Linked DNA regions of Mus musculus: region 2 is linked to region 1. The links are chromatin loops, found by intact Hi-C in ENCODE. Cell type or tissue: heart. All regions are shown on one strand.

Region 1 (8,000 bases):
GTACATTCTCCTGGTTCTGGAAGTTCACTGGTCACCATGAACAAATAGACTTTTTCTGTGGAAATGGACAGAAGGCAGCCTGGGCTCTGACAGTGGGTGAGGGGAAGGGTGGTCTTTCTGTAGCCTTGCTCCAATCTTCCCATTCCCTGGTTGTTGGGGATTGGTTCTAATGCTTTGAATTAATCTGGCCCCACAAATTGGGAATCTTTTTGTCCAGACGTTGAAAGTCCTTGTCTCCAATTAGTTTTTGAGTGATCAATAAAGAGCCAATGGCCAATGACTAGGCAGGTAGACTGAGGTGGGACTTTGAGATTTTGCATGGGCTAGGAACTGACGGGGGAAGAAGAAAAAACAAACCTAAAGGCCCGCTGACCTGTGAGAATCAGGGAAAGTGGCCACACCGGCCACTTGCCCAATTGTGCTTGGGGTAGCAGAGATGAAATATAGAAGTACCAGAAGGGAGTGTTTGCTAGCAGCAGGAAGGATAAGAACTGCCCAGCCTTTGAGCTAGTCAAGGCATATGAAAATTAACTGGCGTTGCGTGCGTGTGCGTGCGCGGCTTTCAATTGGGAATCCAAAGGGCTCTGGTGGGTGGCTGGGAGCGCCCCCCGCCGGGAGCACAAGGTGGTTTAGCCAAACTACCGCTATACCGGGTGGTGGTGAAGCTGGAATTCAGACCCAGTTGTGCCCTCTGCCCTGAGTGGGCTTGTGTGTTGCAGTCTGTTGGTGGAAAACCAAAGCCAGCCATTAAAGGACATCTCAGCTGTCCTACCCTGCCGCCCAGTATGCCCTGCTCTTCACTCGAGCCCCGCCCACACTCAGCTCACTTCCTCCTGATGCCACCATCTCATTTCTCTGTAGGGTTGGTTGCCTTGATGTTTGGGTAATGGTTCGACCTTGGAGTAGACACATCCTTCTTCCTCAGCTGCCTTGTCAGTTACTTTGATTGGCATTTCACATTTGGCGTCAGAATTTGAGTGTACAGAGGTGTCATAGATGGCAGGGCCACTGTCCTCGCTAGTTCTTATGCCAACTTGACACAAGGCAGTGTCATCTGAGAGGAGGGACCTTCAGATGAGAAAATGCTGGAGGCAAATATATAGGGTATTTTCTTAACTGGTGATTGATGGCGGAGGGCCTAGGGCATTGTGGGTAGTGTCAGACCTGGGCTAGTGGTCATGGGTTCTAGAAGGAAGCAGGCTGAACAAACCATTGGGATCAAGACAGTAAGCAGCACCCTTCCAAGGCCTCTATATCAGCTCCTGCCTCCAGGTTCCTGTTCGGTTTGAGTTCCTGTCTCTGCATCCTTCAGTAGACTGCGATTCAGTATATATAAGCCAAAGCCCTTCTTCATAAAGTTTATTTTGGTAAGAGTGTTTTATGGCAACAATAGTAACCCTAAGACAGGCAGTGATCGGCAGGTCCTCATGTGAGAATCCGGGGGAGGGGAGTGTGTATTCAGATTCAGCCCGGGCTGGGCAGGGTCAGGCTGTGTTCCTGTTGAGTGGCTTTTCAGCCTACTGGGGCTTGAACACGCTCAGGGGTGCATGTAAGTCTGAGAAGGTTGTGCTGTGGGCAATGCCAATCACACTCTTTGACATTGATTTGGGGATTCACTAGGTCAGCTGTATTGTAGACAGAAGGACCTTGCTCTCTTAAAAAAAAAAAAAACAAAAAACCCATTACAGCCAACTTTTCAAGACTGGAAGAGGCACCATCTTAAAATTTGTGTGGGGCTCCTCACCGGCCAGTGGCAGCATCCACACACTGAATACTCTTTAGGGAACTCGCGGATTTCCCTCAACTGTGGAGTAGCCATTCAACAACACCTCATAAATGTTGGACAAACATCTTGTAGGCATCAATTCAGGCCTGGCCCAGGGGGATTCAACCATAAGAGAGAGCTCTGTGCATGTTTGATATAGGTGCACTTTCAATTATTATTTATTGAGTTTTGTTTCCAGTCCTATTTTGAGACGGGATCTCACCACATTGCCAAGGCTGGTGTTGGTCTTACTCTGTAATCCAGTCAGTGCTCAAATTTGTGATCCTCCTGCTTCAGCTCCCTGAGTGGCTGAGATGACAGACTTGGCTTTTTTTTTTTTTTCTTATTGTGTAGTCCTGGCCAGCTTGGAACTTGCTGTATAGACCAGACTGGTTTGGAACTTACAGAAATCTACCTGACTCCACCTTCCAAAAGAGGCATGTGACGTCATGCTTGGCTTGGCAATTAAAAAAAATTTTTTTTTTTAATCCATGACTGGCTGGATCCAGATCTGTGGACACAGAAACCATAAAAACATTGGGCCATTCAGGTGTCCTAGTCCTTACCTGGGTGCTTATACCCGTTAAAAAGCATTAAGCTGATGCCATCTGTAAAAGGGGAGCGTCTTTTATATACAAATTATACCCAGAAAGGGGTGATGGCAAAATAGTGGATATGACATTTTGGTTGGAGGCAAAAGGCTGACCAAGTGGTTCTAGCCAAGGCTGCTTAAGTTTTTCTCACTTGCGACCCCTTTGGCCCAAGAAACTTTTATGTGACCCCAGTTATTGGCTCTGTAAGAGAGGTCTGCAAATCAAATGTTAACTGAAAAGAAGAAATATCCATCCAAGAAATTTACCTTGCAACAGTTCTTTGGCATGTATGTATCGTCACAATTTATTAAAGATAAAGGTAAATTTGGGATGTGATTGTTTATTTTCAAATAAACAATTATATTTTGGAGAGATGGCTCATGAGTAAAGTGTCCAATGTGCAGGCATGAGGACTTTTCACTCCCAGTACCCAGGGAAAAGCTAGATGTGGTGGGGCATACTTGCAATGCTAGCACTGAAGAGGCGGAGGCAGGGGAATTCCTGGAGTTCACTGGCCAGCTAGTCAGGAAGAATTAGTAAATTCTAGGTTCAATGAGAGACCGGTCCCCCAAAATAAATAATTATAGAGGAAGACAAAAAAATATGGGTCTCTGGCTCTGGCACACATGAGCACGTGGGCACCCGTGCGCAGGCACGTGCACACACATACAGAATTAAACCGTGGCCGAGTCTTTGACACTGAAGGATAAAGAGCATCTTCAATGCTTTTCAGACTTGATCAATATTTTGATTTTATAATTGTTAACGCCAAGAACAAGCTTTGTGTCAATGCTTTGTGCACAATGTTAAAAGTCATTTTTAGGAATTGTCAGAGATTTTGTCCTAATTCCAAGCTAAAAACCCACTTAGTATCTTAGGAAGTAACTCAAACAGCAGATTTTGAACTCATACTTCCTAGCACAAGCCAATCCAATGGTAAACTAACTCTGTGGTCAGACTCTAAGGAAAGGCAGTAGGAAAGTGTTAAAAGCCTTTGTTCTCTGTCATCAAACCATTTGTTCCTATTGGCGTTGCATGCCTCATGCAAAATGTGCACTTGTGTGTGTTTGCAAGGCTTCAGTGATGTGTCAAGACACAACACGGGCGAGCACTGCCTGCTAGGAGCACATTTGTTCACTATACATTTACTTTTGGACTAGTTGCTGAACTATTTTAAAAACTTGTCAGAGGTTTGGCTCCATCGCCCTCCGGTTATGTGACTGCCCCCTCCCACCATGGGGACCAGGAGCCGTACTTTAAGAACCCACGAACAAGGCTGTCCACAATCAAGGATTCTCATAAAACACTGCAAGAGTCTATGGCGATTGAAAAGCCATCCTTTCATCTTAGGAAAAGGATACAAAAACAAAAGCATGCCGCCCATCCCAAGGATGGCTATGTAGAGATGGAGGTCAGCTGAGGTACAGGTGGGAGACAGATGTAACCTCTTGTGCTGGCTGCCAAGCAGGCAGATCTGCGGCAGAGGGATGATTTCAAAGGCAGAAGGTAAGACACTGGGGCCTCTGATGCTTGGTACATTCAAAAGAAGAAACTCTAGAGAGGATGTGCTTCTCTGAGTGGGTGGTTAAAACTGACAGGGGACCCACCAAGAAGAGAAGCTGTCACCAGACTTTGGAAGTTGGGAGCATTTACAGACACAACAGCGAAGTGCAGCGGATGTCTGCTGTCAGAATACGGCCGTATCCTTGCCGAATCGAAAGACGGATTCTAACACGCATTTTGTTCATTAAGGAAATTCCATTTTGGTATAAAGAAGCTGTCAGTTCAGAAACTTGAAGTTGATGTTCCCGTCATGTCCATGGTCCCCGTTGTCCCTCGGGGTCTTCTGGTGCTCCGTGTCTCTATTGCCTATGCCGTCATTCTTTAGCTTGTGTCCGTTTCAGGTGCTAATGTCTCATTGGCCCTAAATTCTTTTTATCATTTGGACCTAAGCTTTACAGAGTTTGTAACTAGCTAGTACTTACCATTTTCTCAGTGTTTTGGGAATCAAAACCAAGCAGCTAATTTGAGGTTCCGCCTAGTGACAGCATCTGCTGGTCTTGCTTCAGTGGCTTTATTTCACTGGGGCCACCTTCTCGGGACGTTCTGGGCCCTTTCTTTATTTGCATAGTCTCATAATCACAGAAGGGCTGTTGTGTCTCTAACTGTTCCTCTGTTTTCCTGGATGGAAGAAAGCCAAAGGGGTAAGGGCCTTGTTTTTATCAAGAGTTGACTCGGGGGTGGGGGTGGGGGGGCTGGATAGATACCTCAGTGGTTAGGAGTGCTTGCTGCTCCCTCAGAGGACCCAGGTTCAATTCCCAGCACCTGCACTGGGCAGCTTATAACTGCCTGTTACTCTAGCTCCAGGGGGTCTGTCTCCCCCTTCTGGCCAGTTTGGGCATTGCATGCATATGGTATACACAGACATATTACACATAATAAAATGAATCTTCAGAGTTGATTTAAGTACATTATATACATTATCTTCTTAGAACAGTGGCTGGGACACACTTTATTTTTCCACAGACACACATGTATTTGGTTTTAGCCACAGACATTTACCTTAATGCTCACACTCAGGTACCTGTATTTATCTTCATATATTACATCCTCTTACCTCTGCATGTCGAGAATGTGTGGACCTGCTTGGTGATATGGGGATTGCCTTTGACATTGATTTACTCTGCTCTCCTCTCAGTGTGATCAGTGGTCAGTACTGTCCTCTCTGTCACCTAGGCAGGAGCTAGACAGAATATTCTATATTAGAAAACTCACAGACATCTTACTTTTTCATATTTTGAGAATTTCATACATGCATATAGTGTGGTTTGATTAAATCCATCTCCTTCCCTCCAACTCCAACCCATTCTCTCTCTCCTTTTCTCTCCCTACTTCAAGTCTCCTCCCCACCCCCATCTAAACACCACTAAGTCTGCTCAGTGTTTGCCCTGTGTGCACGGGTGTGGGACTATCTATTGGAACATGGGCTGTATGCCTGAAGGGAACTGGCTTGTCTTCCCTTAGCAATCAGAGATTGCCAACAGCTCCTCAGTGAGCAATGAGACCTCATTGCTCCCCCTCCCCATCCCCATCCATCCTGGGATTTCGTCTGTTGTGAGCTTGTACAGGTCTTGCATGTGCTTTCCTAGCCACTGAGTTAGTTGATCTGTGCAGTGGGAGAATACCTGTTCACTGTACTCACCCAGTGCCTCCGGCCCTTACAGTTTGGATGTCTCCTGCTCCACCATGATCCCTGATCCTTGCGGGAGGGAACGTTACATAGATGACTCATGGCTGAGCAACTCACCAGTCACTGATTCTCAGCTCATTGACCAGTTTTGGGTCTCTGGGTTACTCACTCTCTGTCTACAAAAGGAAGCTTGTCTGATGAGGGTGGAGAGATGCATTGATCTGTGGGTATGAAGCTGAAAAGGTAGGGGGGCAGTTTAATACTACATCCATTTAGTGGAATAATAGGAGTAGGTTCTTTCCTACTACATAATGTGCTATTATGTTGCTAATAGTTACATAATGTGCTACTATGCTACTAATAGTTATATAATATGCTACTATGTTACTAAAAGTTACATAATATGCTACTGTGTGTAAGGCACATGACCTAGTTAGCCATGGGTTCTTGGCTCTGCTAACAGTGCCAGAAATGAATTCCATCTTGGCGAGCAGACCTTAAATCCAATCTCACAGAGTTTGTGTAAGAAACCCATAGAGTGGAAGGAGAAACCCAGAGCATTAAAGAGGTAAATTAGATATTCATACCCTCAGTATGATTTGTATTTTTACAGAGCGTATGCTAACTCTTGCCAGGAAGTCTGGAAAGACTAGAAAAAAACCAGGGTAGGAAGTTTGGAAGCCAAAGCCCGGGGATTCCTATGACCTCGTGGCTGATTGGGATTGTTGGAATGGGTGGATTTCTTCAGTTTAGACACGTAGGGCAAAGGAAATGGTAGCAACATGGTCTAAATCTCAAAGAATGAAAGATCTTAGTCCCTGATTTCACAAAAGGCTTTAAAACATGTTAAAATGCATCCTCTCCCACTGAGGTCACCAAACAGACCTCTGCTACATATGTGCCAGGGGCCTCGGACTGGCCCTTGTATGCTCCTGGTTGGTGGCTCAGTCTCTGGGAGCTCCCTGGGGTCCATGTTAACTGAGACTGCTGGTCTTCTTATGGCTCACCCTCTCCTTCAGCTTCTTCAATCCTTCCCCTAATTCAACCATAGGAATCCCCGACTTCAGTCCAGTGGTTGGGTGTTAAGTATCTGCGCTTGTCTCAGTCAGCTGCTCGTAGGGCCTCTCAGAGGACAGCCTTGCCAGGCTCCTGTCTGTAAGCACAACATGGCATCAGTAATAGTGTCAGGCCTTGGTGCGCTCCCCTCCACCCCACCATGAGATGGATCTCAAGTTGGGCGAGTCATTTGGACTGCCTTTCCTTTGGTCTCTTCTTCGTTTTTGTCCCTGAAGTTCTTTTAGGTAGGAACAATTCTGGGTCAGAAATTTTGACTGTGCATTAGTGACCCCATCCCTCCACTTGAGGCCCTGCCTATCTACTGGAGGTAGAAACTTCCAATTCCCTCTCTCCAATGTTGGACATTTTGGCTAAGGCCACCCCTATTAAGTCCCGAGAGGAGGCAAAGGGGAGGAGGAATGGGATGAGGAACTGTGGGAGGGGGGACTGGAAGGGGGATAATGCCTGGAATGAAATAAATAAAATAATGTAAAAGAAACCAAAACCAAAACACATTAAAGTGCTTACAAGACGAGTGCTTAGGAGAGCCAGCACTCAGCTGAGGAGAGCATCAGCAGAGAAGACACTGGGGTGAACTCCCAGGCATTATAAATCAAGAAGAGTCTAATCAGATGGTCCATTATTTAAGCCGTGAATACATCCACCCATCCACTCACCACATCTTTCTCTAGCATCTTCTTGTTCTGAGGCAGAGGCAAAAGGAGCCAGACAAGTAATTTGCCTACCTCATTAACATCTCTTACAGGAGGGAGTGTAAGAATAAAAATCCTGCTTTTACACTTATTCATTTGCTTTTTTTTTTTTTTGGGAGGGGGAGGTGTGGTGGTGGATGTTGTTGTAAATGCTATAGGGTATGTGTAGAGGTCAGAGGATGACCCATGACTCTCTCTTTATATCATATGGATCCGGGGATTGAACTCAGGTCATCAGGTTTGACAGCAAGCCCCTTTTCTGGCGGAACCATTTCACTGGCCCTCAATCATAGCTTTGATGATAAGGTTGAGTCTTTGAGAAAGTATGTCCCCTACCCTTGTCCACTTGCTTAGGAAAAGAGTCGGGGCATTTTGGGTCAAGAATGATCCAGAGTCTTTTTATATTATTTTTAAAAGTCTCTTCCACAATGCATACTGGAAGAAGCAGAATTTGAGTAGAAAGTATACCCAGTGTCTCATTAAAATAAGTAGTAATGAATATGTCCCCAAAGCAATATTTATTCAGCAGTTGGACGGTGTAGGCTCTTTCCCCAGGGAATATTTTATAAGCAGATCTGTGACCTTGAGCAAGCAGGATGCCCTCGAGTCACAACGTCTTCCTCTGGGTGACGGGAACAGTCATTCCTTCCTGGCCTTGCCTGCCAGGGATGCCTTCAAGCTGT
Region 2 (8,000 bases), 470 kb before region 1:
GTGCTAAGTGTGAGTGCACAGCTTCACGCTGAGTGTGTTCAGAGCCCCTCAGAGGGCTGAGGGAATCCCAGGGTCAGAGTCACGCAAGGCCCACGAGCACCGCTAACACTTCCCCAGGGGACGCTGCTGCCCATCTGGGGATGCTAACTTCGGCACGGAGCTGTGTGTTCTCTGCCTCTCTAGCAGGGCTCTCTGTGCAGTGTCCTCCGAAGCCCCAAGGTTTCACTCTGGGCTACTGAGGCTCAGCCAGAGACAACATTCCCACCAGGGATTTCTGGGGACACCAGAGCTGGGCAGGTTAGTGTCGTAAGTAAGAATGATCCAAACCTATAAGTCGGTGGTCTCTAGAGAAATACAGCCATGCAGTACATGAGAGCCCAAAATCCAAACAAACAACCCCAAGTCCTGCTCCTGCAGAATGAATGGCATACCAGCCGAGCTCCCCAATGGCTGGGTGCCGCCCTCAGAGTACAACGGCTGCTACTGAATGGGTAAACTCTACCACCGTGGGAGGTGAAGGGTGCAAATCCCGTGTTGCACAAGCCAGTGATGTGTGAACTAGCCCTTTGTGAGGCTCCATGGGGACAGAGGAGGACCGGTGCTACCATGGACAGGGGGCAGGCAGGGAGCCACTGACTTCTCTTTGAGGGTGACTTCAAATTGACTTTTGCAGGAAAATGCATGCAGGTCAGGCTGAGTCGTTTTGTTTGTTTTGTTTTGTTTTGTTTTGTTTTTTTGTTGTTTTTTGTTTTTTGAGACAGGGTTTCTCTGTGCAGCCCAGGCTGTCCTGGAACTCACTCTGTAGACCAGGCTGGCCTCGAACCCAGAAATCTGCCTGCCTCTCCTCCCAAGTGCTGGGATTAAAGGCATGTGCTACCACTGCCCGGCCAGGCTGAGTCTTGATGATGGGCCTCCTCCTCCTCCTCCTCCTCTTCCCCCCTTCCCTCCTCTATCTCTCTCTGAAGTACCCCTGTAGTACTGTGGTCCCCACTACCCTCAAGTCGAGGGAGGGTGCCAAGGCTCAGGGAGGTAAATGGCTGTCCTGGCCCACATGGCTCACATGGACTAAATGGCTGCCCTGTGTCCTTTTTCCCTCTGTGTCCCAGGCAGGTGTCTCCAGAAACTCAGCGGCTGCTTCCAGCCCAGCCCTGGGTAGAGAGTCGGATTTAGGAAACAAGATCCTTGCTTCTGAAATACCCATGGACAGACGAGAGCCCTTCTAGAGACTTCTAGAGAAGCCCTTAAAAGACATCTAGAACTTTCCAGAAAATTCTGCTGAACTGCTCTGACAGACCTCGTAAACTGGCTGGCAGGCCTATGTAATTGATACTCACAGTCATCTGTCTCCTTGGCCATCCAGAACTCTCCACCACCCTGGTTCTCCTTCTGACCTTGTGTCCAGCCTCTCCATATACATGCACAAAGCAAGGACCACACATCCAGCAGCACTTCCCTGGCGTCAGTCAGCTGGATACACAGGCCCATTCTAAATCCCAGTTTTATTTAGAACGACCATACTGTGTGCCTATAGGGCAGTGACTTGACCTCTCTGAGCCCCTGCTGCCTTATACAATAAAGCTGGTTATACATGCAGACCACAAAACCAGGCCTGAATTGCGTTTTTTTTCCCCACTAACAGCACCAATCACAGACTCGCGTCCTCTAGAGTGGAGGACAATTCGGCTTCAGCCTTGGTTTGGGCATTCCTACACATCAGGAGTCCACATCAAATATCCCAGGAACACTGTTGGTCTCTGGGTTCCCTGAGATGCCTGGGGTCCAAACCATAGAACCAATTGCCTGTCCAGTAGCCTTGGGGACATATTCTAGGTCTCTCCCTCCCACCCCCAGCATGGCACATGAGTCTCCAGGCCTGCCTCCCACCCAGCCCCTCCTCTATCCCTGGGGTGTGGCAATCTTTCCTGCTTTTTGGATCCAACCTGGAATCAGTCCCTGTTCCTTGGGAGCCCAGCTGTGCTGGCCATCAGGGTGGGGTGGGGGACACTGGTGACACCCAGACACGGACAGACCTGTCTCTACCCCCTGCTGGGTGCAACCTCCTCCACGAACAAACCCTGGGCCCTCATCTCCCCCATCCCAGGTTGCTTCCACTCTATGGGGAATGAGTTCATCCCAGAGATGACAGAAGTGTCACATAGAGGCACCCAGGTACCCAAACAACAGCAGGACAGATCTGCACTGTCCCTGGTCTAGCTGCCCCGTGGGAATCCCGTGTCAGAGGGGAATAAACTTGTTTGCTTTAACCAGGGGTTCTTTGCCCCAGACACTGAACTTGTCAAAAGACACAGGATGTAGATATAGGGATATTGTCTTTTAGAAACTTCAAATATCTGTCTGGCAAAAAGAAATAAAACTCAAGATATGGTTGAGTGCCATCTGTAAGGAGAGGAGAGAGAGAGGACCGGATGCAGGAGCGGGGGGGCGGGGCTGGGGGGGAGGAGCCTTTGGGTAAAGGTGTAAGCATCTTCCCAAGCGTGGTCTGTAGTGGGAGGAGTCTGACACGGAGCCTGACAGTCAGTGAGCACTTTGTCAGGAGTCCTGTCTGGCTCAGTATCTCACTGCCGAAGGTCTCCAGGCAAATGTGAGTCATTGACAGTCACAGCACCTTATATCGAGCCTTGCTGTGTGCCAGGCGCTGGGGAAGATGCTGGCTGTACAGCTGGATAAGAAGCCCCAGGCTCTCAGCTCTTCATGCCTGGCTTGGCTCTCTCCCCAGCAGATGGAGGGACGTGACAAAGCCAGATGAATGGATTAGCCCTGGCTGGGAGGCAGCTCGGGAGAGATGGATTCTCTCTTAGCAACTGTTGGTTTGCCAGCTGACAGCCACCTACTAGGACTTCCCCCGGCCCACACTGGCACAGGTCAGGCATGGCCATGAGACTGACCAGCAAAGACTTATAGATAGGAGTTGGCGAGAGGAGCCCCACAAGAACACTGGCATCATGTGCTTAGAGACATGGCTAACTTAGTGGCACAGTGCTGGCCTGGTAAGCACAAAGCCATGGGCTCCACCTAGCAACACACACAGCCACACACAGCCACAGACACACACAGACACACAGACACAAAACCATAAAGAGTGATACCACTGTTTGCCCCATCAGACTTGGGCTGAGCCACTGATCAGACTGGACCTAATAGAGTTCCAACACACAGTAGGTGCTCAGGAAAATTGTGAGGAGGGCTGGGGACACCTTTTAGTCAGTAATGAAGTGTCTCATGCAACCCTGAGGACCTAAGTTCAGATCTCCAGAACCCATGTAAAGAGCCAGGCGTGTATGTGCAGCTTCAGTGCTGGGGACAGAGACAGGTGGCTCTTGGGACTTGCTGGCTGCCAGTCTAGCTGAATCAGCAAGCTCCAGGTTCAATGAGAGACCCTGTCTCAAAAAATAAAGAGGTGGGCTGGCGAGATGGCTCAGTGGGTAAGAGCACTGACTGCTCTTCCAAAAGTCCTGAGTTCAAATCCCAGCAATCACATGATGGCTTACCACCATCTGTAATGAGATCTGATGTCCTCTTCTGGTGTGTCTGAAGACAGCTACAGTGTACTTATGTATAATAATAAATAAATCTTAAAAAAAAAAAGGTGGAGAGTGATTGAGAAAGACACCCAGTGTCTCCATTCACACCACACACACATGCATACATGCACATACACAACATACATATATACATACGTACATACACATACTCACATATATATTCATGTGCACATACATATGCATATACACATATATAGTCATATATATACATGTACATACATATACATTCACATATGTGCACACATATATACAGACACAAACATACATATGCATATACATACATATACATATATATACACATACACAGATACTTACACATCCTCACATACATATAACATATACACATATGCATATACACATATACAGAATCACATACATACATATACACATATACATTTACAAATACACAGATATATACACATAGACACATATTCACATGCATATATAAACTCACACACATACATGTACATATATACATATACAAACATACAGATATGCACACATATACAACACTCACATACATACACATACATACATATACATACATACACAAATATACAGACTAGTGCATACACATAGATACACATATCATACACATATATACCATATATACCATACACATATGTATACACATACATACACACATACACACACACTAACATACATACACCTAAACACAGGTATACATAAATACATATCCTACACATAGCACATGCACACACACATACATGCACATACACACACACACACACACAATTATGAGTGTGAGCTGCAGAAGATACAGCTTCTCTCTAGGCTCAGCCAGCAGCCCACAGAATAATGCTGTCAGTCTGGGTCGCGGAGAGAGGGACATGATTCAAGTCAACCCCAGGTGACCGCAGCACACGGAGAACTCAAGTGAACCGTTACCTTGCTGCTTTCTAGCCTTTAACCGTGGAACTCTTTGTTACCACAGCCTTTCCCCTACTAGTGCTGACTAATACACAGGGTAGGATGCAAGGCTGGAGACCTAGCTTGTATGAAGTCACACTCAGAAAGTCTGTGGGGACAATTAGAGCTATGCAATGTGACACCACATTTTCCCCCCAGAGGTGGGGGGTCTCCCCTCAACCCAAGCCCGCAAGCTCCTGGCTTGCAAACCCCTTCAATCAAAGTCAGTTTCAAGGTCTCCAGCTCTCTAAATGATCAGCTCGGTTGCCGCGTGCGTTAACGGCCCCGTCTGTCCAGACTGCCTGTTTTATCAGAAGCTGCCAACAAGATAAATGGCCTCGTAACTCATTGTTCCGGCAGAGTACCTCACGGCGCCGGCGCCAGGAATAAATCACATATGATCTTCTCCAAGCCGTGGAGCAAGCGTGGGAGGCCGGGAGCTCTGCATGGCCAGGGGGACTTTGCAGAGGATTACAGAGCTTCTGTGGTGTGCCTCGGGCTGAGGTCTGCTGCTGGTGACAGTTCTCTTCCTCCCCCCTCCAACCCCCATCTCTACCAGCTTCTCATCCCTCAGACAAGCTCTGAGGCCGGAGTGTATGTGTCCTGTGCACTATGATGCAGGTGGAGACTATATGAGGTCCCTTAGTGGCTGGGCAGATGAACACAGCATTGTTTCAGGACCCTTAAAACAAGGCTGGATGGCCTCTCTCTTCCACTTTTAGTGTATGGGTGTGAGGAGGTGGCACCCTGTATCCAGTCATGGGGTAGGCTTGGGGCCTTGCCTGGGTCAGAGCCCTGTCAGTGTGGCTGGGTTCCACCTGAGGGCTTTTGGTCACCTTTCTCATGGATTTAGGCCACAGATCTCTTCACTGTAAAATGGGACCACTGAGAGCATTTACCAAGCCACAGGCTGTATCAGTCAGCTACTCCCTCAAAGTGCTGCATAACAAAAGAGCCCCACACGTAGTGGCCTGAACCATTCCTCATCATCATCACCATCACCATCACCATCACCATCACCATCTCTCTCTGGCCAGGCTGGCTTTGTCGCCTGCCTCTCATCCCCCAAGGATATGTGCATGGGCCCATGGTGTGTATGTTGCACAGGTGAGACTATACAGGGTCTCTTAAGGACCACACAAACATAGCACTCATTGCTCCTATATCCAGACTGTACCCCTAGATAATGGGGTGGGAAGCTCACCATGTTATGGGTGAAGAGTTGGGTCCATAGCAGGCTGCCACTGCTGAGCCATCCCCCAAGCCCTGTGACCACTCTTATGTTGACTCAGTCAATACCTGAACTGGGCAAGAATGTAGCCACTGGGTATGCATACCACACACCTAGACTACACCATAAGGCGGTCCTCCTTGCTCAAATGTGACCTCATGGGAACATGGCTGCTCTGTACACTGCATGCTCTTCCCAGTACCCATGGCAGGGCCCAGGGCAGCTGCTTGGTAAGTACCAGACGGGAGACTCAGTGGCAGGAGCCACTTAATGCTTACAGTTTAAGTCTGCTCGCACTATGGAGCTGACCCCACCCCCACCCCCCCAGCCCGGTGTGTATCAGGATCATGACCGTTGAAAGCCCTCAGGCTGGTAAACACTTAGTCCCCCTTTAATAAGGTGCATCTGGCCTCAGAGCACTCTGAGGACCTATGCTTGATGCCATCTGAGACAGAGAACCCTCTGGGCAATCCCAGCCTCCCTCGCTGGCCTGCAGAAGCAGGAGCTAAATATATCTCGGTCACTGGGATCTGAGGCAACTTGTTCTATGGCGCCGCTTGCCAGTCAGTGACAGACACAGATTATACAGTTGTCACTGTCCGCCGTTCCTTCATCCAGCTATTCCAACATACACCCAGGAAGCAATCACTCTGTGCTCTGCTCCGCCACCAGCCTGGTCCCCATGGGTCCATCACGGGCAGAGTGGTTACCTAGCATGCACAAGGCCCTAGGTTCCATACCCAGCAGTGCAAAAGAGGAGGGAGAGGAGTGGGAGTGGGGGTAGGGGGAGTCACGACGACTATGGCAGGGATTAGGACAGAGGCTTGGAGGTAGGAGAGCCCGGGGTTGAGTCTTTTGGGGAGACTTTTCATGGGTGCTTAAGAGGAGTGGCCACAGTAGAATCAGGGAGGCCAGCCTGGAGGGGGTGTATGGGGAAATGGATGGATGTCCCAAGAAAAAGGGATGGGTTGAAGGTCTGACTGGCAGGGGCTGTGGGGACAGAGCTAGCAGGTTGATGTGCAAGGGTGTGGACAATGGGGAGGGTTGGAGAGATGGCTCAGCGGGTAAGAGCACTGACTGTTCTTCCAAAGGTCCTGAGTTCAAATCCCGGTAACCACATGGTGGCTCCCAACCATCCATCCATCAGGAGATCTGACGCCCTCTTCTGGAGTGTCTGACAACAGCTACAGTATACTCACATATGATAAATAAATAAATAAATAAATAAATAAATAAATGTGTTGGGGGCTGGGCTATGTCAGATACACCATCAGCCAGGGGAGTGGTCCCACCAGGCCACTCCACAGTGTAGACACCCCAGTCACAAAGTCACTGCTGTCCTCCTCCTAAGGCCCTTGTGGCTCTGGGGGAGTGACTCGGAAACTGAGGTTGTCCAAGGACATGCCACCCCAGCAGCAGCTTAGCTCTCCAGAGACAACATGGTGACAGGAAGGGGAACCCGGCCAGCTGGCAGCCAGCTTGGGCTGCAGAAAACACACTGCCCAGCCGGGAGCCAGGGCACCCGGGCCACCTTGGTGGCTACAGCAGATTATGGGACCCAGAGGGCAGCCTTATCCTCCATCTGTCAAGCAAAGCACAGGCCCAGTTGGTCTCCGCAACAGACAAGAACCCCTCCTCCTGTGGGCCCGACCATCCACTGGCATTCATCACCCCCAAGACAGAAATGAAGCCGCAGCTGTATCGCTGTCCCAGGATCCGCGTTCCCTGCTCTGAAAACAAACGTCAGTTTTACGCTTGATATATCTGTGACTTTGCCGTGACATTTCCGAGGCGGCGGGAGGCCGTTACTGGGTGACAACGTTCTATTCCACTGACATTATCTCTTAATTACAATATGCAAGCAACACGGAAGGACGGCCCCATAAATAGATCATTTGGGGTTTCTGCTCTGCCGCCGCAGCCGCCACGAGCCGAGCTGCACACCGAGGGGCTCGCAAATGAAATGTGGGAGGGTGGGGGTGGGGAGGGATGAATGGCTGCAGGGGCGGGTGGCTGCGTGTCCTGACTCAATGACAGTGTGCTCAGCGACGCGGGTGTCAGGAAATGAGGCATTTTGACTGAGCTTCCAGCAGTCTCTTGGGTGTCTCCATTCTCATCCCTGTCAAAACAGCCCGCCACCGCCAATCCTGAGGACTTTAATGTCTGGCACCGAGGGACAAGCATTGATTTTTTTTTTTCTTCCAGGAAATTAATTCTGTGAGGGATCGTAGTCCAGGCTTGAACTCAGAGACCAACATGCCTCTCTGAATAGTAGG

The links. A loop is a pair of places that touch in the nucleus more often than their neighbours do. Peaks named below come from ENCODE experiments on the same cell type or tissue, not always from the same donor. Only the 100,000 strongest peaks of a DNase experiment are listed, where the experiment ranks them.
Region 2: it touches region 1 in a loop (29-fold over the local background); 3 of 42 quality-filtered maps call a loop at or near these places.

What each region holds. Positions count from the first base shown.
Region 1 is chr5:125,729,262-125,737,261 of GRCm38, forward strand. All of the region lies in intron 4 of Tmem132b (transmembrane protein 132B), which reads left to right. Among named protein-coding and RNA genes, the nearest start is that of Gm32811, 31 kb to the right of the region's middle. In heart, a CTCF peak has its summit at 4,746 (motif pointing left); no DNase peak of the experiment used is centred here.
Region 2 is chr5:125,260,063-125,268,062 of GRCm38, forward strand. No RefSeq gene overlaps it. Among named protein-coding and RNA genes, the nearest start is that of Gm32585, 12 kb to the left of the region's middle. In heart, a CTCF peak has its summit at 6,286; DNase peaks (open chromatin) are centred at 4,859, 6,289 and 7,189; H3K4me3 peaks cover 565 bases; H3K27ac peaks cover 2,861 bases; H3K27me3 peaks cover 596 bases.